Regions from separate parts of the Mus musculus genome. Here regions 1, 2 and 3 are each linked to region 4. The links are chromatin loops, found by intact Hi-C in ENCODE. Cell type or tissue: heart. All regions are shown on one strand. Each heading gives the region's core, and the rest is flanking DNA. Links, peaks and the distances in the headings are about the cores only.

Evidence for each region. Hi-C counts contacts between places; a loop is a spot of excess contacts. Peaks named below come from ENCODE experiments on the same cell type or tissue, not always from the same donor. Only the 100,000 strongest peaks of a DNase experiment are listed, where the experiment ranks them.
Region 1: it touches region 4 in a loop (2.5-fold over the local background); 2 of 42 quality-filtered maps call a loop at or near these places.
Region 2: it touches region 4 in a loop (9-fold over the local background); 18 of 42 quality-filtered maps call a loop at or near these places.
Region 3: it touches region 4 in a loop (2.8-fold over the local background); 18 of 42 quality-filtered maps call a loop at or near these places.

What each region holds. Positions count from the first base shown.
Region 1 is chr4:136,147,539-136,152,941 of GRCm38, reverse strand. No RefSeq gene overlaps it. Among named protein-coding and RNA genes, the nearest start is that of Id3, 6.4 kb to the right of the region's middle. In heart, for the core only: CTCF peaks have their summits at 2,996 (motif pointing right) and 4,472; DNase peaks (open chromatin) are centred at 2,131, 3,981, 4,411, 5,101 and 1 weaker place; H3K4me3 peaks cover 1,199 bases; H3K27ac peaks cover 3,103 bases; H3K27me3 peaks cover 920 bases.
Region 2 is chr4:135,798,758-135,804,160 of GRCm38, reverse strand. It overlaps Myom3 (myomesin family, member 3), which reads right to left. Exons shown (of 37, transcript NM_001085509.2): 26 at 3,015-3,159; 27 at 2,760-2,819; 28 at 2,378-2,445; 29 at 843-953. Among named protein-coding and RNA genes, the nearest start is that of Myom3, 42 kb to the right of the region's middle. In heart, for the core only: a CTCF peak has its summit at 626 (motif pointing right); a DNase peak (open chromatin) is centred at 2,400.
Region 3 is chr4:135,815,437-135,820,839 of GRCm38, reverse strand. Myom3 (myomesin family, member 3) reads right to left here. Exons shown (of 37, transcript NM_001085509.2): 37 at 5,273-5,403. Among named protein-coding and RNA genes, the nearest start is that of Srsf10, 38 kb to the left of the region's middle. In heart, for the core only: a CTCF peak has its summit at 3,416 (motif pointing right); a DNase peak (open chromatin) is centred at 469; H3K27ac peaks cover 263 bases.
Region 4 is chr4:135,875,812-135,881,214 of GRCm38, reverse strand. No RefSeq gene overlaps it. Among named protein-coding and RNA genes, the nearest start is that of Pnrc2, 4.7 kb to the right of the region's middle. In heart, for the core only: a CTCF peak has its summit at 3,322 (motif pointing right); DNase peaks (open chromatin) are centred at 4,424 and 5,064; H3K4me3 peaks cover 1,327 bases; H3K27ac peaks cover 1,398 bases.

The sequences.
Region 1 (5,403 bases), core at 158-5,157, 270 kb before region 4:
GTAAAAATAAACACATCTTAAAAAAAAAAAGTTCAAGGTCATCTTTGGCTATATAGAGAGTTGGAGAGGAGCCTGGAAAGAAGGAAAGGGGGGGGGGCAGGGTAGAAAGGACAGGGGGAAGGGGAGGACAGAGCATGGAGGAGGAGAAGTAGTCTTTGCTGGACTGTTTTGGGTAGGATAGAGGCTGCTCACAGTGAACAGGTCACAGAACCAGGCCCTCCTGATCCCTGACCCTAGAGTCCAGCAGTTTAGTTCCAGGTCTGTACTTATTCCTCTTCCATATGTCCTTGCCTAAGTCATCATCTACCCTGGGACTCTGTTTCTTCTCACGGGATGGCAGAGAGGCACCTCAGACACAGAGAGCAGTTTGTCCGAGGCAGCAGAGCTGAAGTGTGGAGTCCAGCCAATGGCTCCCCGCGCTGTTCGTACCAGTCTGCTCGCCTGGATGGGCGGTGGAGCTGTGGAGAACACACACGCTGGGTAGGTGGTCCTAAGATGCTGAGTTTTTGCCAACAGCAATACCGAAGAAGCTGGGGAGGAGGACCCTATCAGGGGACTTGACACGACACTCCACAGACTCCCTGGTGGGGGACACCCAGGCTCCATCAAGTGCCAGGAGCTTTACTCGTGTCATCAAATATAATCAGTGCATCCATGCAGCTAGGGTCTGGGAGGAAAAATGACTTACCTGTGGTGGCGATGCTGAGACACAACAAAGCCGGGAATCCAGTCAGGGGTGTCTGCTTCCCAGGCGCACAGAAGGAAAACACCAGAAGAGCCGCTGCCACCGGGACCGTTTATATGCTGGGTGGACCTTGTTGTTGTTGTTGTTGTTGTTGTTGTTGTTGTTGTTGTTGTTGTTGTTCTTCTTCTTCTTCTTCTTCTTCTTCTTCTTCTTCTTCTTCTTCTTCTTCTTCTTTGTTTTTTTCTTCCAGACGGTTTCTCTGTGTAGCCCTGGCTGTCCTGGAACTCACTCTGTAGACCAGGCTGGCCTCAAACTCAGAAATCTGCCTGGCTCTGCCTCCCAAGTGCTAGGATCAAAGGTGTGCGCCACCCACTGCCAGGCCTGGTATGGACTTTTGTGGGTTTTGTGTGTGTGCGTACGTGTATGTGCACGGGTGTGTGTATAAGAACATGTATGTGCAGAAGCCAGAGGTCGGAATCAGGCATCTTCTTCCATTGATGACCAACTTATATTTTGAGACAGAGCCTCTCAATGAACCTGGAACTCAGGGACTGGTATAGAATGGCTTACCAGTAAACACCCAGGGTCTTCCTGTCTCTTCCTTCCCTGGTACTAATATTACAGGCATAGGCTGTTGTACCAGCTTCTTATGTGAGTGTTAAGGCTCTTTCCTACCTGAGCCATCTTCCCAGTCTTAAAGTTTTAGCTCAAAGCTCCTTCCCTTTTTACTTGAAGATGCTGGGGACGGTGTTAAGGGTCAACCGGCTACTGCTCATCTGGGTCTCCAAGCTGTGCAAAAAATTCCAAAGCAATGCAGGTGACAAACACACTGGTCACTCCAAGTATACACCAATGGTTTACTTAGGATCCCGAAACCTCATGGAGCAAGATGGGAGGGAGACACGCCCTTCTTTCAGATTGTGTTGGACTGTAAGGTGCTGTGCTCTCCGAATAGGCTCTTTTGAACAATATCCCGCTGTTCTGGTCTATGCAGATGCTTCTGCAGTGAAGGAGGTGATTGGCAGGTTGTAGGACCCCCCACCAGGATAAGTCCCTAGAGACAACCAAGAGATCTGGAAGAGTGAAGCCTGTCACACATCTGGATGCACTCGCAGACCCATACATGAGGATCAGGGTGTGAGTCGGGGAGAGTGTATTTGTCTGTATTGGTGGCCCCCCAAGTCTCCCACATAACCTAGAGGGGCTTGGCACGGGGTACAGAGGCCTTTTGTTGGGGTGCTTTAAAGAGCACAGGCTGCAAACCAAACAGGGCTCAGTAAGAACAAGGTCATGGAGTGGCTGGCTGTGTGACCCTGGGGACTCAGCTGGGCCATAAGCATTCTCTTGCCCTACAATACACACTTCTAGCCCCAAACCCATCCACTGCCAGCTGGCCAGCGACCACCTTGATGTAGGGTAATGAGTTCCGCATGTGTCTATAAGAACTCAGCTCAGCTGCCTGAGCGAGCGTTCTCACAGCCTTCCCCCCCCTCCCAGCTCTGAGGTCCTCTGTGGTCTCCCTTCCTCTGGTTGTTCCTGGCAAGGGAGGCAGGGAAGGGGCTGGCCAGGGACAGAAGACAAGTGCCTTCCTGACCACCCTCTTCCAGAGCCTCTGAGGGGCTGTGCCCTCCAGTAGGCCCTAGCAGTTGCTATATAAGAGCTGTGGGTGAAGTCCTTGGCTTGGCGAGACTCCAGCCCACCCCATCCCCGAAGCAGGAATAATAATAACGACCCCTGCTGGCTGAGGGACACCTCTGTGGTTGGAAAGAGACCTAGGAGAAGAATCCAATCTACAAGGTCTAGGTTAAGTGTTTTCTTTTTCTTCTTTTAGCTTTTTGAGTCAGGGTTTCTCTGTGTAGCCCTGGCTATCCTGGAACTGACTCAGTGAGCCAGGCTGGTGTCAAACTCAGAGATCTTCCTGCCTCTCTTACACTCAGACTTTGTCTTTTATACTTAGACCATTCAGTTTTTCCTGTCCGCTGTTCTTGTTTTAAAACAGTTTGTTTTATGTGCATTAGTGTTCTGCCTGAATGAATGACTGTGTGTGAGTGTTGGATCCCCTGGAACTGGAGTTATGGATGGTCGTGAGCTGCCATTGTGGGTGCTGGGAATTGAACTCAGGACCTCTGGAAGAACAATCAGTGCTCTTGACTGCTGAGCCATCTCTCCAGCCCCCAGCTTGAATTTTTGATCTTTCTACCTCTGTCTTGCAAGTATAGGCATAACAGGTATTCACTGCCACAGCTGACTCCACTTATCTGTTGTTTATTTTAGAGGTTTATTTTCATTATCTGTGTAATATGTGTGCTCATGCCCATGGCTGCCACAAGAGGGCGCTGGATCCCTGGATAGGCAGTATGTGCTGGGAACCAAACTCTGGCTTTCTGGCAAACCAGGATGGTCTTTTTTTTTTTTTTTTTTAAACCGGTGGGCCACCTCTCCAACCCCTTATCTTTATTTATTTATTTATTATTTTTTATTTATTTATTTATTTATTTATTTATTTATTTATTTCGAGACAGGATTTCTCTGTGTAGCCCTGGCTGTCCTGGAACTCACTCTATAGACCAGGCTGGCCTTAAACTCAGAAATCCACCTGCCTCTGCCTCTCAAGTACTGGGATTAAAATCGCGCGCCACCACTGCCCGGCTTATCTTTATTTTTAAGATTAATTCTTGCTTCATATCCTAGACTGACTTTAAACTCAGGATCCTCCAGGCTCAACCTCCTGATGCTAGGCACATGACACCACTTTTTTTTTTTTTAATTCATTTCACGTATGAGTACACTGTAGCTGTCTTCAGATACACCAGAAGAGAGCATTGGATCCCATTGTAAATGGTTGTGAGCCACCATGTGGTTGCTGGAAATTGAACTCAGGACCTCTGGAAGAGCAGCCAGTGCGCCCAACCTCTGAACCATCTCTCCAGCCCATGACACCACAATTTAAGAGTCTTGTCTTCACCTCTAACTCTCTGAATGTCTCTGAGCAGGCCACATATGTCAATTCTGTGAGTCTTTCCATTCCTAACAGGTTTTAGACTTGTGAACAAGTAAGAAAAGGTATTGGGAGGGACAGCAGCTTGCTGCTAAACACACATGGCTCTTGGGTGGTATCCCTTGTACCTTGGACAACATGGGGTTCTATTGACAATAGGGCTTCAGGCCCAAGGAGGCTTCGGCCTGTGACATCTGGCTCAGAATAGCAAGATGCCTGTGAGGAGAGAGGTGTCTCCAGCAGGAAGGTAAGGGTGGCTAAAGTGATGGTGAGCCCGCACCCGGGAGGGATGGAACTCTGAGCTAGGGGAGGAGCTTACGGAAAGTTGCCCCTCCTTATGTAGCTTGTCAAAGGCAACCCCCAAATCTTGGCCTCCGGATGCCCTTATTCTGACCCCACACCTAGTCCATGAGGTCAGACCACAAACTATTACCAAAGTCAGTTGGAACCCCAGTTCGGCCCACCCTCTGACCCATCAGTGGGCTTGCAGACTGACCCCCCCCCCCATCATAATTACAACAACGACCCCTTAGACTTGGCTCGGATTGAATCCTAACTGGAGGGAAAATGATCTGAGAACTCTGGCATGAAGTAGGGTGTCACGGCCGGCTTCGGGCGGGGTTGGGGAGGGAGGACAGGGAAGCCTGGTGGCCAGAGGCCACTCTCGGAAGGTCGGCAAAGCCTCGTGCAGGGCATGTCGCAGGCGCCCGAGGAATGTGCGCTGCCTGAAAGAATGAAGGAAGGAAGGAGCAGGGTGCGATGCAGGCCGCCTCCGGGCCGAGTCAGGAAACCCGAGTTGGGGTGCGGCTGATGCTGCAGCGGCCTGAGCGCCGATGGGGGCAGCACGAGAGCAGTGGGGTCAGTGACTCGGTCGTGTGTGTATGTGTGTGTGTGTGTGTGTGTGTGCACGAGAGCAGTGGGGTCAGTGACTCGGCCGGGTGTGTATGTGTGTGTGTGTGTGTGTGTGTGTGTGTGTGTGTGTGTGCACGAGAGCAGTGGGGTCAGTGACTCGGTCGTGTGTGTATGTGTGTGTGTGTGTGTGTGTGTGTGTGTGTGTGTGTGTGCACGAGAGCAGTGGGGTCAGTGACTCGGCCCGGTGTGTGTGTGTGGGGTGAGGGGGGGTGTGGGCTCCCCCAGGCCGAGTTGGAAGCTGCAAGCCCTTGCTGCTGGCAGAGCAGCGGGGGCGCCGCGAGGCTCCGGATGGGCTGCGAGCCCCGCCCGCAGGCTGCGGAGGGAGCCGGAGCCAGAGTGGAGCCAGAGCTCAGACATCCGGGCGCCAGCGAACACCTGCGAGCGGCCCTCAGGGCCCGCGGGGGGCGGGGGAGCGCGGGCAGCGGGCCGGGGGCGGGGCCGAGCAGGGAGGCGGGGCCCGGAGCTCCGCCTTCCCAGCCACTGGGCCACGTGGGCCGAGAATCGGCCCGGCCCTGGCGCCGCGGAGCCGCTTCTTGCCTGGAGGCGGGCTAGTGGGTAGAGCTGCAGTTTTGCGGGAAAGCCAGAGAGAGAAGTTTTAAGGGTGCAGCCGGGGGGTGAGGGTGGGGGCCCTGGGAAAGAGTGGTAACCACGGACTGCCGTAACTACTCGGAAGACTTAAAATTGAGGAGGAGCGTCCCGTTCTGTGTACTAAGGTGGTGCACTGCCTTCTTGGAAGGCCACCATTACCATGTGTCGCAGACATGAATTTGAATCCCTGCTTTGTCACTTAGAAATATGTGGCCATGTG
Region 2 (5,403 bases), core at 327-5,326, 77 kb after region 4:
TCACAGAGAGCAGTAAGGTCAGAGGGGCTAGTGACTAGCCCCAGGCTGCATATCCTGGATCAGAACCAGGCCTGGAACCTGAGACGTGAAAAAAAAATCAGAAATAAGTAATCCTAGGCCTGTGTTTTGAAACATTTACGTCCTGGATTTTAAATGTTAATTTTGAGTTTTCAAAAATGCATAAATGAGTTCAGTTTGTTTATTTTTAATCTAATTATATTTGTTTGGTTGTTGTTTTGCAAGACAGAGCTTTTCTCTGCACTGGGTATCCTGGAACTCACCTTATAGACCAGGCGGGCCTCAAACTCACAGAACTCTTCCTGCCTCTGCCTCCCAAGTGCTGGGATTAAAGGAGTGAGCTGCTATGCTTGGCTTTAGGGGTTTTGTAGTTGTTGTTTGATTGTTTGTTTGTTTTTAAGACGGACATAGCCTAGGCTAGCCTCAAACACCTTTTGTGTCATTCACACTTCATTTCTGTGGTGCTTTTTGTGTATGCTCAACAAGCTCTCTGCCAGCTGAACCACACTCCCACGTCCTAATATTTATCTTCTAAAAAGCATTCTCTTTAACTATTTTATGTGTTGCATGTATGTCTGTGCACAGTGTGGGTGTAATGCCCATGGAGGCCAGAAGAGGGCGAACTGGAGCTACAGACAGCTGTGAGCATCGGGTCCCCAGCAGCAAGAGCTCTGAGCCAGCTCTCCAGCCCCACCCCCAATCCTTCCTTGACTGGGCTCTGGCGCTTCTGTGTGACCAGCTCTGCTCAGGCTCTTGCCCAGCACTCTTGTCACCATTCAGTGGGCAGCTGAGCAGGGTGAACCCCAAGTCCCACCTGCACTCACCCCCTCAATGGAGAGACTCCCATCTCCGGTCGGCGGGTTGTACTGCCCATGTGGCGCCTCTTTCTTCTGGAAGAACCACTGAAAGCGACTCTCCTTCTTCGTGTTTGTTACCTGAGGAGGACGGGGCATGAGGGAGCTCCATCAGACTTTCCATTTTAAGATAAAAACCCATGCTCTTTTACATGGCTCCTCCCACATGGCCCACCACCGAGACTCCTGGTGCACTAAAGCCAGCGGATCCCTTCCTTAAACTATATGTCTCAAGTCCTGACTTTTGCTAATGTCACTTCCTGCCTCTTGACCTCTTTCACTGTTTTTTTCTTGTGAATACTTAGGCCTCTTGATGAAGTCAGCTGTTACCGCCTCCAGGAAGTCCTCCTTGAAGTATCCCAAAGGGCATAGCCTTGCCTCATAACTAATGAGTTTCCTGAATGTATCTGATCAAGGATAAGGCATGTGGTATTTAGTAATTCTGCCTTGTGCTGTGTCTTCCCAGAGGCCCAAGGGAACTCTGGATGCCCAAGACCTTGCTGAACACTGATGGCATTCTTCTCAGAAAGAGCAGAATGGTGAAGGGGCTTTCTTGCACATTCTCAAAGGACCTGGGCTTTGAGTAAGGGTGACTGGGTTGGGACCTGGCCCCTGACACCTTCATGTCTTCAGTTTGTTACTTGCTTTCCCGCCTCTGAGGCAGCATAGAAAGTGTGAATGAGGGGCTGGAGAGATGGCTCAGAGGTTAAGAGCACTGACTGTCCTTCCAAAGGTCCTGAGTTCAAATCCCAGCAACCACATGGTGGGTCACAACCATCCATAAGAGATCTGACGTGTGGGGAGCGGGTGTGGCGGCAGTCCCAAAGGCGCCAGGGACTGCAGCTAAGTCATATGACTTGCACCTGACTTCCTCATATAAGACACAAACATCTTGAGTGCTGCGCAGGTGTACCAGGATACAGGTGAATCCAATTTGGTGGAGATTTGCCCCTGCTGCCCTGATTAGCTGAAGCCTCGTGACTGGCGAGGGGGCGTGGCCTGCGGTGCGTGGATGAGAGAGAGTATAAAAGGAGTGAGAGGCCCAGGGTTCGGGGGAGATATAAACAAGAAGAATCAGGACTGAATAAACTGCTGTTAGAAGGACTGGTGGTCGCGTCATTCTTGCTGGTCGAGAGCGGGCGCGACACTGACGCCCTCTCCTGGTGTGTCTGAAGACAGCTACAGTATACTTAGATATAATAATAAATAAATCTTAAAAAAAAAAAGTGTGGATGATTCATACAGACACACATGTGTCCATCTGTCTGTCTGACTATGTGTGTGTGTGTGTGTGTGTGTGTGTGTGTGTGTGTGTGTGTGTGTGACTGTGTCTCTCTGTATGCACACTTTCTCCCAGGGGCCACTTCCCAGGCGTGGGATCAGCCAGTCACAGGAGATAGAATCCTAGGGTGGAGTTGGCAAGGATTGGCACTGGGCTTCGGGACAAGTCACAGGTCATGCCTCACTGGACTGATGGCCGGGTTGGAGGAGGGGTGTAGACTTGCCTTGCACGACAGAAGCACTTGGCAGTCATCTGTGACCTTCCAGGTCAAAGGCTCCTGGAAATAGGGACCTGCAAGGGAAAGAGGACAAACCCAGGAGTCATGAGCTTTAAGCTGAACCAGGGCGCCACCTGGTGGCTAGACAGGGGAAAACAGCTGGGACGGAGACTGCCAAAGACTCTGGTCTCCAAGACCAGGGCAAGGACTGCGGTCGGGGGAGCAAGGGGCCTGGGGTCTTCTTAAACGAAGCGAGTTTTAAGGAGACACTGGCCGGCCTCGGGCTTGGAAAATGAAGTTTTATTCTGTTATCAGGGCAGGACTTGACCAGATCATGGTGAACCTCCCTGGCTGGGTTGGTATTTTTCAGCACTGACCAGTGGCTTACCCTGTTTTCTCTTCCAGTCTCTTCTCTTTGCGTCTGCCTTTCTCAGGAGCTTGTCAAATTCTGTGAATACACCGGGAGGAAACGGCATGAGTGAAGAGAGCAAAGGGAACTGGGGTGGGTGGAAGACCAGGGACGTGCTTAGCAGACCTTATAGGCCTGGGGAGCAGGGAATGATGGTGGGGGGTGGGCGGGAAGGATGGGTTCAGGCTGGTGGGGTGGAGCAGGTGTTTCAGGGAGGAGAGGGGCCAGGCTGACCGTCATCCACCAGGGCGAGAGTGATCTGGTTCTTGGCTTTTCCATCTTGGAGCTGGGCGGTGTAGGACCCCTTGTCATCTTCGGAAAGTTGTTGGATGATAACTTCCACTAAGCCCTTCTCTCGGTCAAAGTTGATCTTGCGGTTCTGGCGGAACAAATCCCTGAGTTCTTTTTGGGCATTTCCTGTCCTGGGAGCTCTGTTGGGAGCACACCTCAGGATGCAATCAAGATTGGGGTGCTATGTGCAGAACAGTCAACCTCCAGGGACTGGGGAGGGCTTCCTGGTAGCGTTTCCCTGCTTGAATAAACTGGGAATCCTCAGCATGCCATGCTTGAGTTAATTATAATTTAATAGCTCTGTAGTTGTACTGTGCCCCGGTGGTTATTTTCAACTTCTTTTACAATTAAAAAAATTGTTACATTTTAATCATTTTAATTGTGTGTGTGTGTGTGTGTGTGTGTGTGTGTGGTATGTAGGGGGATGCATAGGCCACAGCACAAGTGTTGAGCTTAGAGTACTACTTACAGAAGTCAGTCCTGTGTTCTTTCTTTCCTTTTTTTTTTTTTTTAGAAAGAATTGTTTATTTTATGTATATTATATGAGTACACTGTAGCTGTCATCAGACACACCAGAAGAGGGCATCAGATCCCATTACAGATGGTTGTGAGCCACCATGTGGTTGCTGGGAATTGAACTCAGGACCCCTGGAAGAGCAGTCAGTGCTTTTAACCACTGAGCCATCTCTCTAGCCCATGTTCTCTTTCTGGGTGGGTGAGTTTTTTTTTTTTTCTTAAAAGATTTCTTTTTATTTTCTGTGTACAGGGTTTTGTCTGCATGTCTGTGCACCATGCACACACAGTACCCGCGGAGGTCAGAAGAAGACATCGGATCCTCTAGAACTGGAGTTAAGGAAGACTGTGAGCTGCCATGTGGGTGCTGGGAACCGAACCTGGGTCCTTTGCCACTGCTCCTAACCACTGAGCAGCCTCGCCAGCTCCCTGGGACCCCCATATTTTTTGAAGCAGGGTCTTATGTACCCAAGGCTAGCCTCAAACTTGCCCTGTAGCTGAGGATGACCCTGATCTTCTGAGCCTCTGTCTCTGCCTCCTGGGCGATGAGGTCACAGGCTGGCATTACCCAGCATTCCCCCTACACTGTAATAAACCCACTCTGTACAACTAACAACCATTTACAGTTTGCTCTACACTAACAGCATACAAGTTTTATTCTCCGAGTTTAGGTCCTTACTACCCTGGCTCTATTTGCATGTATGACAGAAGGGAAGGACCTACTTGGCTGATGACCCAACCAACATCTACTGAAACCACTAGACCAATGGTTCTCAAACCTCCTAATGCTGCGACCCTTCAATACAGCTAGCTCTTCCTGTTGTTGCTATTTCGCTGCTACTTTGTAACCGTAATCTTGCTACTGTTATGAATCATAAGGTAAATCTCTGTGTTTTCCCATGGTCTTCCATGTGAAAGATCATTCAACCCCCACAACGGGTCAAGAGCCATAGGTTGAGAACGTCTGCTCTAGACTTTACAGCGCCTCTGATAATGTGCAGCAGGCTCTATGTGTACTCCTTACACACAGCTTTCAACTATACTCCCTGGTCCGCTCCTGATCCTGGGAAAACCTGCCTGCCCTAGTGTGCAGACACAGACAAAGACACAGAGATGGAGGTGGGGGGAGAGGGGGAGGGAGGGAGGAAGAGAGGGAGGGAGAAAGGGGGAAGGAGGGAGGGAGGGAGAGAGGGAGGGGAGAGAGAGAGAGAGAGAGAGAGAGAGAGAGAGAGTCCCTTTCTCTGGAAGATATATTCCCTCCCTCCCTCCCCTCCCCCTGCTCATCCCTCCCTCCCTCCTTCCCTCCCTCCTTCCCTCCCTCCTTCCCTCCCTCCCTCCTTCCCTCCCTCCCTCCTTCCCTCCCTCCTTCCTTCCCTCCCTCCTTCTCTGGTTCTAATTCAGGGTCTTGCCCACACACGGCATGCGCTCTAGGACTGAGTGGCACCCCAGTCCTAATCCAAGAGTTTGGATGACTGCTTTGCTGTCCTGGAGATGAAGTTCACAAATGACAGGAAACTGTCATAAGACTGTAATCTACTGGTTTTCAGTAAAAATGATTGAATGTCAATAGCCCATTCTAACAACCTACTTACCCTGTCCTTACACATTAGAATGAAAACAGTGTAATAATGTACAAATGTGTTGGCTGTAGATTCTTGGATACAATGTGGTTCTACTGACCTATGCTGCAGCCCCTTGTCCTGATTTGTAACGGGGTGGGGGGTGGGGGGTGGGGGTGGGGAGGGGGAAGCAAACGTTTGGAACAGGAAACCGAGCAGAGAGAAGAAAAGCTCTTCCCTGGGTGTCTGCTAGGCCTGTG
Region 3 (5,403 bases), core at 308-5,307, 60 kb after region 4:
CGGCACACGCCTTTAATCCCAGCACTAAGGAGGCAGAGGCAGGTGGATTTCTGAGTTTCGAGGCCAGCCTGGTCTACAGAGTGAGTTCCAGGACAGGCTACACAGAGAAACCCTGTCTCATGAAAACCAAAATAAATAAATAAATAAATAAATAAATAAATAAATAAATAAATAAATATTAATATATGTACTTTTTGAGACAGGGTCTCTACTGTGTAGCCTGGCCTGGAAGTCGCTATTGTAGCTCATACTGTCCCTACTCTCACAGAAACCCTTCTGCCTCAGCCTTCCTCGTTCCCAGATTACTGATGTGAGCCACCAAATCCCACTAAGAAACTTTCGCATTTCTCTCCTTCATCTTACACCAGAGCATTTAAAGCGAAACCGAAAAGCCAGAGACTAACTTCCTCGTGAACAGTCCCCACTGGGAAGGCAAAGGCCTGCGAACTTCTCTTTCTGCAGGGCATCTGGTACAGGACAGGTCACTGGAAAAGGTCTGCGCAGGGCTGGCGGATTTCTGGGAGGCCGGGAGGCGGGACACATTCCTCGGGGCTGTGTCATTTGTTTTGCCCTTACCCAAGGCCTTCCTCTGCTCAACTGTCTCCAGCCCCCAGCGTCTGCTGTTCCATTTTCTCAAACACTGAAAAATCAAGTATCTGGTTTCCCCTCGCTGCTGCAGACATCTGAGGAATGCTGCTTTAGAAACTGTTTTTTTTTTTTTTTTTTTGGCGTGAAAAATGTCACGTTGCTTAAAGCTATTTGGAATTTTTAAACGTTAATTAAAGGTTTAAACATTAAGGTGGGGGCAGTTAAATATTGACACCTGGAGCCTCAACAGAATCCTAGCAGTAATTATTACACGGGCCTACCACTTCCTGCCTGTCAGGCTCTTCCGTTAAATGCTTTGTCCACACTGGGCCAAAAATTGCATGCTTGCTTGCTTATCTATCTATCATCTATCTATCTATCTATCTATCTATCTATCTATCTATCTATCTATCTATCTATTTATTGTGACAGGGTTTCTCTGTATAGCCCTGGCTGTCCTAGAACTCACTTTGTTTTGTTTTGTTTTGTTTTCTGGTTTTTCGAGATAAGGTTTCTCTGCATAGCCCTGGCTGTCCTGGAACTCACTTTGTAGACCAGGCTGGCCTCGAACTCAGAAATCCGCCTGCCTCTGCCTCCCAAGTGCTGGGATCAAAGGCGTGCGCCACCACGCCCGGCTTGCATGCTGCTTATTGTGTGAAGGGCAGCAGAGCTAGTGTAGGGAGAAGAGGCGTGTTAATGAGGGGACCCGACTGGCTGCCTCTGCTTCCTCCAACCAGCACATCTGGCCTGGGCTTTTTGGAAGACTGAGGTCCTGGGACATCCATTAGGGTGCTCAGGAGAATTTTTTTGCTTATGTGCTGTTGGTTAAGAGTCAAATTTCCTTGTTTTACAGTGTCCCACACAGGGGATCAGTAGTCAGGTTAGGTGATCTGAGCTCTTCCCAGAAGTTAGACAAGGAACACTAGGGAAGGCTGACGTTTGGAATCAGCCAAGCAACAGAGATGCTGGGAAGGAGGAGGCAGGAGGCAGGGGGGTCTTCGAGCAGTTGGGAAGGGAGAGTCAGGGATGCACAGGCTTCCAAACTCCTAGATATAAATGAGATCAAGTTGGGCAGTCATTGGGCCATGCTACAGAGGGCCAAGGTTCAAGGAATATAGAAGCTGGAGATGGAAAAAACCCACAGGAGGTTGTTGGCTCATAGCCTTCAGTGAGACTCTCCCCTCACATGGGTCCTGTCCCTGTGGTACTGTAGATCTCCTTAGGACTGAATGTAAGACATCTGAGGGACAGTGGGAGGTCACTGATTGTCAACTTGGTGAGCTCTAAAATGACCTGGAAGATGGGCCTCCAAGAATGTCTTCAAGGAATTATCTCAACTGGGAAAACCTGCCCACTGTGGGTGGCACAATTCCCTAGGCAGGAGCTCCAGTGCTGTATACAAGGTATCCTGCTAAGCCCTGACACACATACATTCATCCACCACTCCATGTTCCTCGCTGCAGATGGGAGGAGAGCAGCTGCTTCCAATTCCTGCCGCTTTGCATCCCCTGCCATGACAGACTAGTCCTCTGAGAGGTGAGCTAGAATTAACCCTTTCTCCCTTAAGATACTTTTGTCTATCAGGGTCACAACAACCAGAAAAGAGCCTCAGACAGCTCTTCAGCCTCCATGGGGGAAGGGAGGGGGGCTGTACCCAGAGAACTGTTCTTTAGACCTGGGGCCTCAGCCATCTGTTCTATTAAAACATTGTTGTCACCCCATTCTACCAATAATTAACAGACTCTCTTTGGCCCGTCTGTCAGAGAAGTTGAGGTCACAGGGCATATTGCTCTCCCTAATGATGGAGAGACAGACAGGTGAACATAGGGACCTCACGGGGACTGGGGAACCAGTGCTGTGGTCCAGATATGAGTTTCAAAAGATGATTCATGGGAGACTCAGTCTACCAGGCCAGAGGGAGGACTCGGGTGGATCCAGCCCTCGGGGAGTTCCCCCTCTTTTGTTTTACCTGAAGGCGTTAGGCCATGTCCTCACAGTGAAGAGCTGAGAAAATTCTTGTCCAACTCCATTAGGAGGAGGAAAACGGAACCAGTTTTTTTGTTTGTTTGTTTGTTTGTTTTTTTTAAACACACTAGGGCGTGAGAGGACCTGTCCCTAGCACTGCTGTTTCACCAGGTTCTATTCAGCGGAGGGAAGTGAGAACACCCAATTCCAGCGTGTAGTTTTCCTATCTTACCGTGGGAAGCGAGAGAGAAGCACATGGTGTGGGGGGCACAGGTTCTCTCTAACTGGAGATTCAGCTCAGTTGGCAAAGTGCTTACTTAACACGACGTCCTGGGTTCACTCCCCAGCACTTCATAAACTGGATATGCTTGGGAAATTATGGCAGAGGTCATCCTTGGCTACATAGCCTGATAAAGGCCAGCCTGGGCTACATGAGACTGCCCCTCCTCCCAAGTCTGAGACCCAGTCACACACCGGATAATAATATTTCCCCTCCCCCACACTTTATACGTCCCTTCAGCACTAAAAGCCTGCTTATTATTTCTGACATCATTTTGACCTCGTTTGTCTGGTCTGTCTTTCCACAGTAAACCACAAAGCCACTCTAAAGGGCAGACTGTGCGTTAGAGATGGGATAGACAGAAGAATCAGGCTCTGGGATGCCCAGGATATTGGAATTATCAGATCAGGAATTTCTAAAAAGAATCTCACCTATGATTGACATATTGCAGAGGCTCTAAAGCAGCAGCAGGGACCGGCTTCTGTCCCCAGATTGGTTTGTCACCTAATTAAGACACCCCATTTCCCCCAGGGTAGGCTTTCCCATAGTGGCTTCTTAGAGTGCAAAACCAAACCACGTCAACAGGGGGCGCTCACACCATCTTCCATTACGGCTAATAGACTTTCGCTGAAATGGTCTATAGACCCAGGAAAGCGGCAAAGATTCCTTTCAGAGATTTCAAAATGTGAACAGGAGGTTGGGCCAGGAGGGAACTTTTTCTCTATACCACATTTTCATAGGATAGGGAAAGCAAAGGAGAACAGAGTCGTGGAAGTAATAATAAAAAGAAAATTTGGTGTCAGCTGGACAGTCCCTAGAAATTGCTTTTGATAGTCTTGTTTTCGTGTCTGTCTACCTAGTTATCTATTCTTGTGTGGCAGGGCATGCACGTGTACCGAGGCACCCGTCTGAAGTCAGATAACAACTTCTAACAGTTGGTTCTCTCCTCCCACATCTGTTGTTGCAGCAAGGATCCTTGTCTCTACCGTGTTGCAAGCTCTAGGTGATCTAGCCTGCTGCTTCTGGAAGATTCTGCCATCTCTGCCTCCCATGTTGATGTAAGGGTTCTGGGATGACATCTGGCTTCTTCATGTGGCTCCCAGGATTGAGCTTGGGTTGTCAAGCGTAGAAGGCAATTACTTTTATCCACCGAGTCTTTTCTTCCTTCCTTCCTTCCTTCCTTCCTTCCTTCCTTCCTTCCTTCCTTCCTTCCTTCCTCTCTCTCTCTTTCTTTTTTTTTTTTTAAAGATTTATTATTATACATAAGTTCACTGTAGCTGACTTCACACACACCAGAAGGTGTCAGATCTCATTACGGGTGGTTGTAAGCCACCATGTGGTTGCTGGGATTTGAACTCAGGACCTTCGGAAGAGCAGTCAGTGCCTTCACCTGCTGAGCCATCTCTCCAGCCCCCGAGTCTTTTCTCTAGCTCCTATTTTTATTAATTATTATTTATGCACGCATGTATGTGTGCAAGATGCATGTGGGTGTGTGCACACGTGGAGGTCAAAGGGCGAGTCTGTGGAGTTAGTTCTGTCTTTTCATTTTTACGTGGGATCCAACTCAGGTTATCATGTTTGCCAACTGAGCACTTCACCCATGGAGGGATCTCCCCAGCTCCCTACTTTTTAAATCCGTTCATTAAAAATATTTTTGAAAGCCGGGCATGGTGGCGCATGCCTTTAAACACAGCACTTGGGAGGCAGAGGCAGGTGGATTTCTGAGTTTGAAGCCAGCCTGGTCTACAAAGTGAGTTCCAGGACATCCAGGGCTACACAGAGAAACCCTGTCTTGAAAAACAAACAAACAAACAAACAAACAAACAAACAAAACAAAACAAACAAACAAACAAATCCAAGACAGGTCTTATGTAGCTCAGGCTGGTTTTGAACTATGTAGGTGAGGATGGCTTTGAACTCATGACTCTCCATCTCCAAGGTTCTGAGACTTCAGGCATCTGTCACCTGACCCGCTGGTCTTGTTTTATAGATGGGAAACAGGCTCAGAGAGAGAAAAAGGACTTGGCTAGCGGGCAGAAAGGAATGTGCAGTCCAGAGGTGTTTGCAGGTGAGTCGAAGCCTTGAGGCCTGAGAACCTGAGTCTGACTTCCAGAACTCACATGATGGGAGGAGAGAACCGACTTCCATAGTTCTTTCTCTAGCCTCACATGTGTGCCATGGTGTGTCTATGTGTACATACACAAATTAAAAAGTAATAAAAAAGATCTGATGGCTCCCCAAACTTTCACCAGGACCTTCCCCCCACCCCCACCCCTATCTCCCCTCATCTGAGAACTCATTCATCACCATGAAGCCCAGAACAGGAGCCCCTGAGGGCTGCCAGGATCCACCGTACTCCACTGGGTGATGAGCTGCCAAGCTGATGAACGGTTCATTTTGTCTCTCAATTCCAAAGTCATTTCAGAGACCACGGGTGCTGCCTCTTGATGAAAATACAGATTGTCTTTTTTTTATTTCCTCCTTTATAATTTCCAAAATCATCTAAGATTTGGCAGCAAACAGCTAGAATTTGATAACTCCTCCCTCCCTCCCACATCTTGTTGGAGGAA
Region 4 (5,403 bases), core at 247-5,246:
AAATCCCATTTAAAGACTATCCTGATACAGTGCTCATCCTCCAGGGAGCTTAGCTGGGAGAAGCCCTGTGGATCACATGGGCTGGAGTCCAGAAGGACACCTGCTGTGATTTTCAGACCCTTATGTCCCCAATGGAAGAACGTGACAGACACATGGCTGAGGACAGAAATGGAGATAGTTGCCAGGAGTAATGATCTGGGAGAGGGAGACAAACTTTGAACTCAACAGAGAGCTGTTTGTCTGGTTTACATAGTTCGAGGACAGCCAGCCAGGGGCATGTAGAGAGACCCTGTCTTAAAAATAAGAAAAAGAAATCGAGAGAGCTCCTAAAGCAGAGAGAGGTGCTTTGAAGAACAGAGGTTGGCTGGACCGCCAAGACAGGTCCAAGCTTCAAAGGCCTGAGGTCCTGTAAGTGGACTTGCAGTGAGCCATTTGCATAGCATCTGCTCTTGGAGAGTGCAGCGCTGGAGCACGCTCTGTTCTGTTGCACATGGCCCATGCCTGGTCAGGTTGTCCCGTCTTCCTTGGTTGACTGATTGTTTCTCACAGTAATCGTGGCATTGTGCACGGAGCCTTTAGTGGCTGAGCACTCCTCCTTCCAGCCCACCGGGCAGCGGGGGTGCACACTTTTTAAAAAACAGACAAACCAACCAACCAACCAACCTTTTTGGGGTTCTTTGTGAATTTCACATCATCCACCCCAATCCCACTCAACCCCCCAACCCTTTGCATTTGCTCTCTGCACCCCTCACCTCCAAAAGAAAACCGGGACTCCTCTTGGATCCCCAGCTGTTTGCCCTGTGTCATGGAGATCCTGCAGCTTTGGACCTGCAGGACCGGCCCCTGACTTCATGCACTCCAGCAGTTCATAGGTGGGGTAGATGCTGGAGTGGGCCAGCTCAAAGCCCTGGATGGTAGCTGAGTTGGTCAGCTTGCCAGCTCTCCTACAGATGGTACACAGCTTTTAATCCCAGCATGGAGGCAGAGGCCGGTGGATCTGAGCTGCAGGCCAGCCTAGGCTACAGAGCAAGTTCCAAGACAGCCGGGGTTACAACACTCACTGTTATTGTCCAAACCGAGTTATTTGTTTCGTGGGTGAGGCTGGGTTTGAACCTAGAGCGGTGTGCATGTTAGACCAGCAATATACCACTGAACTATATGTCCCCAACTCAGTACATGTGAGTTGTGGGGCAGCCTGGACCACACTGGGAGACCCTCCCCCTAGGGCAGGAGAGAATCACTTCCTGGTCTTACACGCGTTCTCGCGACCGGCCAGGAAGAACACAGCAAACCAGAATCTTCTGCGGCAAAACTTTATTGCTTACATCTTCAGGAGCAAGAGTGCAAGAGAGAGAGCAAGAGAGAGAAAGAAAGCAAGAAAAAGAACAAGAACAAGAAAGCAAGAGCAAGAGAGAGAAAAAGCAAGAACAAGAGAGAGAAAAAAAACAAGAGCAAGAAGAACAACAAGAGCAAGAGAGAGAAAAAGAATGGCAAAACCCCGTCCCTTTTAAGGAGAATTATCCTCCGCCTAGGACGTATTACTCCCTGATTGGCTGCAGCCCATCGGCCCAGTTGTCATCACGAGAAAGGCAGAACACATGGCGGGAAAACTGCCCCTGCACGTGTGCAGATTATGTTTACCACTTAGAACACAGCTGTCAGCGCCATCTTATAATGGCAAATGTGAGGGCGGCTCCCAACATCCTGGGACTCAGAGCTGTTGACCCTCTTGTTGCTGCTGTTCCCAAGAGTGAGAATGTCAATGGCTGTCGTTGGGCCAAGCTATTTAATCCTCTATGGGAATGAGTCTTTGTCCGTGGTAGCCTGACTTTCGAAGTCTCTCTCAAAATCAATGCCACAAGGCAGACAACAAATGTTAGCCTGCTCTAGTGAGTGGAAAATTAACAGATGTTCATGGATCAACTGACAAGTCTACAGCCGTGGACGATGTTGACTTAAATGAGTCGGGAGACCTCATTACTGTCATATTTGGTGGGGCAAAGAGCTGTCCTATGGGGCTTCTTGTACAAGAGGCCACATATGGTATGTGACCTTAAAGAACACTTTAAAAAAACAAACAAACAATTTCCATTATTTCACCAGCTCATCTTACAGATCCAAGGTCAGAGGAACAGCCATTACTAACAAGGAAGAACAGTGACTCCAGAGCTGGGATGTGACCTGAACGCTGGTGCTAGGGACTTAAATGGACACATAATTTTTAAATTAAAAAAAAAAGTTGTTTTTTTTTTTTTTTTTTTTTTTTTTTTTTTGGTTTTTGGAGACAGGGTTTCTCTGTGTAGCCCTGGCTGTTTTAGAACTCCCTCTGTAGATCAGGCTGGCCTCAGACTCAGAAATCCACCTGCCTCTGCCTCCCGAGTGCTAGGATTAAAGGCGTGCGCCACCATGACCTGGCACAACATATAACTTCTTTATCTTTCCTCTCTCTCTCTGTATGTGTGTGTATACATGTTCATATGTGGGCACACATGCATGTCTGTGTGGATGCTTTGTAGCAGCTACATTAGAGACTGAGTATCTTCTTCAGTCACTCTCTTATATTATGTTTTGAGAACCCAGAGTTTAGCAATTGGCTAGGCTGGCCGGCCAGTGAGCCCTGGGAATCCACCTGTCTCTGCGCTCCTTGAATCCAGCACTGCGGTTACATCCCTGCATAGCAGAGCCTAGATTTTAATGTGAGTTCTAATTTTAGGTCCCCATGCCTGTGTCTGAAGTATTTAACTGTTTGAGCCAGCTCTCCAGTCTCTACATAGTTTATAGAAGGTGTTTGGTAACACATACTAAAAGCTTTACTGTCTACTTTTCTGTTGTTAAGATAAAACCAGGTTGAGCCGGGCATGGTGGTGCACGCCTTTAATCCTAGCACTCGGGAGGCAGAGGCAGGCGGATTTCTGAGTTCGAGGCCAGCCTGGTCTACAGAGTGAGTTCCAGGACAGCCAGGGCTATACAGAGAAACCCTGTCTCGAAAAACAAAACAACCCAAAAACAACAACAAAAAAAAAACAAACAAAAAAAAAAACACCCCAGGTTGAGTGTCAAGGCCGGTACGTGCAGGAAGGAACTGAAGCAGAGGTCTTAGAGGGACTCTGCCTATTGGCCTGCTTCTTGTGGCTTGTTCAGCTTGTTTTCCTATAGAACCCAGGACCACTGGCCCAGGCAGGGGTGGCACCACCCACAGTGGACTGGGTCCTCCCATTTAACCACTAATAAGAAAAAATTCCCGGGGCTGGAGAGATGGCTCAGAGGTTAAGAGCAATGACTATTCTTCCAGATGTCCCAAGTTAAATTCCCAGCAACCACAAGGTGGCTCACAACCATCTGTAATGGGATCTGATGTGCTCTTTTGGTGTGCCTGAAGACAGCTACAGTGTTATTCATATATATTAAATAGATAAATTAAAAAAAAAAGGCAGGGCATGGTGGCACACGCCTTTAATCCCAGTACTTGGGAGGCAGAGGCAGGTGGATTTCTTAGTTCCAGGCCAGCCTGGTCTACAAAGTGAGTTCCAGGACAGCCTGGGCTATACAGAGAAACCCTGTCTCGAAAAACAAACAAACAAACAAACAAACAAACAAACGACAAAATTCCCAACAGACTTGTCCTCAGACCAATCTGATGACTTTTTTTTCAGCATAGTTCCCTCTTCCCAGGTGATCCTAGCTTGTGTCAAGTTGATAAAAAATTAACCACACTTAACCTATATGTTTACCTCATGACCTAATAATTTTGTAGCTTGGAATTTGAGGGAAATTTATTTAAGGAAATTAAAATTTGTAAGTATATCTAGCTCAGCCTATAATAATAATAAAAAAACCTGCAAACACTGGCTGGCCATGAAATTAATTGCATATGGCCATAGCATACAATTCTAATAACCACACAAGTATGTTGTTTCCAAAAGCATAAATAAATTAGGCTGGGCATGGTGGCACATAGCTGCAGACCCGGCTGTTGGGAAGTGCAGATAGCAAGGCCATTCAAGGACACTCAGTTGCAAAGCAAGTTTGAGGCCAGCCTGGGGTATGAGATCCGGTTCAAACAACAACCCCCTACTGCAACAAACCTAAGCTAAATCATCTTGTTTAGGAAATGCCTTCTTATGTGTTGTTGAGAGCGACACAGCAAACAAGGACTCCAGACACACCGCTCCATGATAGGGGACTGCCAGAGAGTAACTCAGATTCCTGAGTGAGAGACTGGACTCAGCTGGACTGAACCATGCACAGGCCCATCTCCCAGGGCTGTGAATGTGGGTGTCAGTCGGTAGAGATCAGGCAGGGCTCTTTAAGGTCTTGCAGGCTGAAGCCCTCCCCGGAGCATCACGAGAGCCAGAGCCGTGGGAGTTTCCCACGGACATCCTGTGCTGCCTCCATTTGGTAATTAGAATCAGGTGACTGCCGCGGCTGACAATAGACTTGCAAGTTCTCCCGAATGTGTGAACGTGTAGAAACCAGCCCCAGATGCTTCCTCAGGAAACGAAAGCACGCGGTGAGAAAGGAGGCGTGGGGCTTCATACTAGTTTGGTAACACTAATGAGAGCGTGAGCTGTCTCTGAGAGCCCGGGCTCCTCCTAGCAGGCCTGCCTGCAGACATTCAAAGTGACCCCGAATTTACAAACAAGCTTGAAGAAGAAAGAACAAACAAGTGACAAGCTCTTGAGTCAGTAGATTAGAGACTTGTATAGGTGTGGCCCACAGGGTGACTGTGCCAACAACCCCCCCCCCCCCGCGTTGGAGTCTAAACAATAGACCTCGGGTGTCATTTGACTTCCCTCTTTGTACTTCTATTTAGATTAGGCAGGGGAATGCTTCTCTTCTCTGTCTCTCTCTCTGGATGGGCACACGCTGTTGAGGCCAGAAGTTATTTGCACTGGACATTCTCGATGGCTCTGTACATTGTCTGCTTACATTATTTCCTCATTTATGGTGTTGGCATGTGTGTGCCACGGCATGGTGTGGATGTCATAGGAAACGTTGTAGGAGTTTGTTCTCTCCTTCCACCATGGAGGTCCCAGAACTCAGGTTGGCAGGCTCGAGGGGGAGGGGCGTGGGAGTGGCTTGACCTGCTAATCAACCTCACCAGCTTCTCCTTTTTTGCTTTTGTTTTGGACACAGGATCACAGTAAGCCTGGCTGGCCCTGACCTCTGAGATTCTCCTGCCTCCACCTCCCAGAGTGCTGGAGTTAGGAGGGCTATCACTATGCCCTTCATTTTGTTCTTTGAGATGAGTTCCCTAACTGAACTTGGGGCTCACTGGCTAGAGATTACGCACTTCCCACAGCAGTTACAAACTTCTATGTGAGCCACTCTAGTCCCTGCCCCCTTTACAATTTACAATTAAGAGTCCTCTGTGGAAAAACCTTCAAGCTATACCTTCTTAAC